Regions from separate parts of the Homo sapiens genome. Here region 1 is linked to region 2. A link is a loop called in an ENCODE intact Hi-C map of the cell type or tissue named here. Cell type or tissue: natural killer cell. All regions are shown on one strand. Region 1 overlaps SLC24A1 (solute carrier family 24 member 1). Region 2 overlaps LOC105370866 (a long non-coding RNA gene).

Region 1 (2,500 bases), 220 kb before region 2:
TGACACTTAAGTGGAGACCAGAAGCCTGAGGAGGGAAAGAGCATTACGGACAGGGGGCGAGGGGCCCTGTGATGAGGGTTTTGAGGTGGGTGAAGAGGATGGCACATTTCAGAAACCCAAAGACAGTTGGTGCCACTGGACTATGGTGAGTGGACAGATTCGACTGGGGGTACTGCATTGCAGGCTGAAGCCAGATTATAGAAGGTCAGACTGGAGGGATGGAACATGTTGAAACATTTTCTGAGACCAGGTTATCTCGGAGTGTGTTTCTGTATTTCAACCTGAGGACTTCCGTGGAGAAAGGGATGTAGGGAGAAAGTGAGGGTCTCGCCACAACATCTCGTGACTCCTCTCCCTGTTTGCAGCCGGGCGATGGGGCCATTGCGGTGGATGAGCTACAGGATAACAAGAAGCTGAAGGTGGGTGCCGTATGGAGTCTGCCCAGTGGGGACACTGCAGGGTCTCAGTGGATGATCACAGGCCCAGGGTATTGTGGCCCTGTGCTGGGGACCCTGGCTGTGCTCAGGCCTAGGAAACTCCTGGGAGCGCTGCCAGGGTGAGGCAAGGGAGGAGAGGGCTCTTTTTCTGAGAACTCTCACCTCTAGATGGCCTTTGAGGAGGTGCTAGTTTGGGAGCTAAGTCTGGAATGTTACAGTCCTCTCTGCCATTAGCTTGCTGTGTGACCTTGAGCTTCAGATTCTGCATCTGTAAAATGACTGTTTGAACTAGATGAATTCAAGTCCTAATGTACAGCCCAACATTGTATGATTGATATAAAAGCCAGATTACCTATGGCTTTGGAATGCCCCAGAACTAAGAGAAAGATAGCAGGGGAACTGGAGAGGACAGGAGTCTGAGGTTTCTGAAAAACTGTGTCTTAGCTGTTTATAGTCTATGAAGTATCTGGAAAGAATTATGGGGAACTTTGAAAGGAGTTCCGAACTTGAACCTAAAGAACCTCCCCCATCCAAAGAAAATCTCTGACTTGTGGTGAAGTAGTGTCACCACAACCACTAGATGGCAGAAGAGTTCAGATCAGAGGGATGAGGGGGAAGAAAGGAGGGAGGAAGAAGAGAAGGGAGGGAGGACTCCGCAAGTGTGGAAGCGTTGTCTTTGGATGTTCCATTGTAAATCAGATGATATTTCTATATGTGTCACTATGAATAAGTGTCACATCTGTGTCTGTACAGTATAGATGTGTGTGTATGTGTGTACCTGTGAGGGTCTCTGAGCACATGGGCAGAAAAAAAACCAAAACAAAACTGAAAACTGGGAATCAGAAGACCACAGAAGACCTGGGTACCAGTCTGACTCTTTCATTTACTTCCTGCATGACCTTGGCTTAGGCACCTAGCTTCTTTGAGTTTTCCTTTCCCTTTCCATAGATGGGGATCATAGCTTTGCTTGTCTCTGGGAGTGGGGCAATGATAAAACGTGATAATGCTCTTTGTGGACTGTAAAGGGCTGTAGCCATGTGCAGTGGGTCTGTCTGTGTGGTGTGTGGGTGAGGGAGTGTTTCTGAGGGTGTACTTGCAGGGATGTGCAAACCCTTCATAACGTGATATTCCTAATACACCAGGTTGCTCCCTGTGGAGACGTTGGGAAATTATTCAGTACCTAAAACAAAATAGTCCTGGAAGAGCTGAGGGGAGGCTGAGAAAGAAAGTAGTGTAACTCTTCTGGTTGGAGGTGGAGGAAGAGGGGAGGTCAGGATAAGGCATCTGTGCTTTCTCCCTGATCTTTATGGGAAAGAGGCAAGGTTAGTGATGCCCTCGTGTGGTTCCTCCCCTGGCTTGGACAGGGGCCCACTGTGCGGCTCTCCTCTTGCTCAGCTCCCGTCCTTGCTGACCCGAGGGAGCAGCTCGACCTCTCTGCACAACAGCACCATCCGCAGCACCATCTACCAGCTCATGCTCCACAGCCTGGACCCCCTGAGGGAAGGTAAGCAAGGCCTCTCCAGACCTTTGTGGTTTGCCCCATCCACTCCTTCCCTCCTGCAGCTGGAGAAGAACTGGGACCTGAAAATCCTAGAGGCAGTGAGGAGGGAGTGGGAAGAGATAATAAGCAGAGGAAAGTAGTAAAAGTCAGACAGTCTGGGAAAGAGGGTAGAGACCAAGACAGGGGACTCACCAAGAGAGGGCAACAAAGAACATGGAGGCTAAGGTCCTTGGGTATCCACATCCCACTTCCCTGCCTCTGTCCCTCCCTGTAAAATGAAGGCATTAACCTGCAGTTAGGCTGTGAGTACCATGTGCTCTGCACAGATTTGGGATGGGGCTGCCCTGCAAAGCCCACTGCCCAGGAGTCAGCCCCAGTGTTCCATGGAGAGTGTCTAGCCAAGCAGCTCAGCCCAGGCTGACTGGCCTGGGCTGCTTCTGGGGACGCCTCTTGTAGGGTCCCAAAGCCCAGAAGTTCTTAGTGGCACTTCCTTTTGCTTTATATTCAACTCTGGAGTCCTAGGAAACCTGCCAACTCCTCCCCAAGTCTGGAATCCCAAAGG
Region 2 (2,500 bases):
TCTTGCCCTTTGCCTTCAAGGTAAAAGCCTCTTTTTTTTTTTTTTTTTTTTTTTTTTTTTTTTTTGAGACGGAGTTTCCCTCTTGTTGCCCAGGCTGGTGTGCAATGGTGCGATCTTGGCTCACCGCAACCTCCGCCTCCTGAGTTCAAACAATTCTGCCTCAGCCTCCTGAGTAGCTGGGATTACAGGCATGTGCCACCACGCTCAGCTAATTTTGTATTTTTAGTAGAGATGGGGTTTCTCCGTGTTGGTCAGGCTGGTCTCGAACTCCTGCGTCAGGTGATCCATCCACCTCGGCCTCCCAAAGTTGCTGGGATTACAGGAGTGAGCCACCATGCCTGGCGGTAAAAGCCTCTTAAAGACATTATATTGAGTGAAATAAGTTAGACATAAAAGTGTAAATACCCTATGATTCCCCTTAGATGAGATACCTAGGGTAATCAAACTCATAGAGACAGAAAGTAGAATGGTGGCTGCCAGGGCATTGCATAATGGGTATAGAGTTTCAGTTTTGCAAGATGAAGAGAGTTCTGGGGCCGAGCGAGGTGGCTTATGCCTGTAATCACAGCACTTTGGGAGGCTGAGGCAGGAGGATCACTTGAGGTCAGTAGTTCGAGACCAGTCTAGGCAACATGGTGAAACCCCATCTCTACTAAAAATACAAAAATTAGCTGGGGGTGGTGGCGGGTGCCTGTAGTCCCAGCTACTCGGGGGGCTGAGGCAGGAGAATCGCTGGAACCGGGGAGGTGAAGTTTGCAGTGAGCCAAGATCGTGCCACTGCACTCCAGCCTGGGCAAGAAAGCAAGACTCAGTCTCAAACAAAAAAAAAAAAAAAGAAAGAAAGAAAATAGTTCTGGGTATATTTGTTGCATAACAATGTGAATGTACACTGTACAACGTAAAAATGGTTGAGATGGTACGTTTTATGTGTATTTTATCACATTTTTAAAGAAAATTACATTGCCTAAAAAGGTATAATAAAAGCCTCATCCTAAGGCTAGCTCCCCCTGGTGGTGGGAGAGTTGCAGCACATTGAGGCGAGGCTACAGGTGTCACTAAGGTGCTGGGTGTCTCCCTTCACCCATCATGCAGCCCACCCAGGCTTCTCTCTGGTTGGACCATAATAGTATGTTTCTGGATCATGCACTCTGCTGGCATCACATTCTAGGGCTCTCTTTGGAAATTTGGGAAGAAACTTTTTTTTTTTTTTTTGAGACAGAGTTTCACTCTTGTCACCCATGCTGGAGTGCAGTGGCGCCATCTTGGCTCAATGCAACCTCTGCCTCGTCCCCCGAGTAGCTGGGATGACAGGCACGCAACACCATGCCTAGCTAGTTTTTGTATTTTTAGTGGAGACGGGGTTTCACCATGTTGGCCAGGCTAGTCTCGAACTCCTGACCTCCAGTGATCCGCCCGCCTCGGCCTCCCAAAGTGCTGGAATTGTAGGCGTGAGCACTGCACCTAGCCTTGGGGAGAAATTTTGGCTGTCACAATAATTGGTCATTTACAGAATGTGGGCCAGGGGCATTAGATTTCTGATAATGTATGGGTAAATACATTACAGAATTTTCCCACATTCCGCACAACTTTTAATGCCCTGCTCGACATTAATGTAGATTTTTAAAAACTTGTGTGTAATAATTTGAGCCTAGCCTCTCATTCCATTTTATATATAAATATAAACTATTTTTGCATGGTTTTAATATAAACAGAATATCCAGATATGAGGCTAATGAGTAAATTGACAGAAAATAGTATTTAGCTACATTTGGAACTTTACCAAAAGTTGTTCACTGTTTCAGAAAATCATGTCTTCAACAACCAACACTTGTGGTATTTGAGTCACTGATTTAGCCCTGCATATTGCAATTCACACTGCATAATGCAATTCACACTGCATATTTTAACATCTCTGAAATCAGGATGTATCCTACAATCAATGACGTCTACAAAATACACTAGTGAATATTAGTCTGCATTTGAAGCTGTTGCATTGATTTCTTGCTTGGATTCTTATAACAACCTCCCAACTGGTCTCCCTGCTTCCATCCTTCTCCTCCTACAATGTTTTCAACAGAGCAGCCAGATTTTTCCTTTTAAAATGTAGGTCAGATCATGTCACTCCTCTGCTCAAAACCTTCTCATGTTTCACCAGTTTACTCAGAGTACAAGCCTTACAGTGGCCCATGAGGCCCTTCAAGATCTGGCTTCTTTACTTCTCTGACCCATCTCCTACTTCTGCTTTTATTTATAGTACCTGCTCTAATCCACCTCCCTGGTCCGTTTACAGACCACGCACTTGCTAGACAAGCTTCTGCCTTAGGGTCTTCACATTAGCTATTCCACCTGCCTGCGTATTTTTCCCCTAGATAATCGGTGTGATTCATTCCCTCACCTCCTTTAAATCTTTGCTCAAATGTACCTTCTAGTGAGGCTGCCTTGACTACTCTATTTTGAACTGCAAGTCACTACCCACCTCTCTACTGCTCTGAACTCTTAT

Evidence for each region. Hi-C counts contacts between places; a loop is a spot of excess contacts. Peaks named below come from ENCODE experiments on the same cell type or tissue, not always from the same donor. Only the 100,000 strongest peaks of a DNase experiment are listed, where the experiment ranks them.
Region 1: it touches region 2 in a loop (23-fold over the local background); 65 of 110 quality-filtered maps call a loop at or near these places.

What each region holds. Positions count from the first base shown.
Region 1 is chr15:65,637,763-65,640,262 of GRCh38, forward strand. SLC24A1 (solute carrier family 24 member 1) reads left to right here. Exons shown (of 10, transcript NM_004727.3): 3 at 366-419; 4 at 1,833-1,941. Among named protein-coding and RNA genes, the nearest start is that of SLC24A1, 17 kb to the left of the region's middle. In natural killer cell, a CTCF peak has its summit at 1,015 (motif pointing right); a DNase peak (open chromatin) is centred at 1,029.
Region 2 is chr15:65,856,026-65,858,525 of GRCh38, forward strand. All of the region lies in intron 2 of LOC105370866 (a long non-coding RNA gene), which reads left to right. Among named protein-coding and RNA genes, the nearest start is that of TRQ-CTG1-4, 12 kb to the right of the region's middle. RefSeq lists a silencer at 1,002-1,091 and enhancers at 1,973-2,062, 2,123-2,202. In natural killer cell, CTCF peaks have their summits at 1,007 (motif pointing left) and 1,208; DNase peaks (open chromatin) are centred at 1,026 and 1,886; H3K27ac peaks cover 590 bases.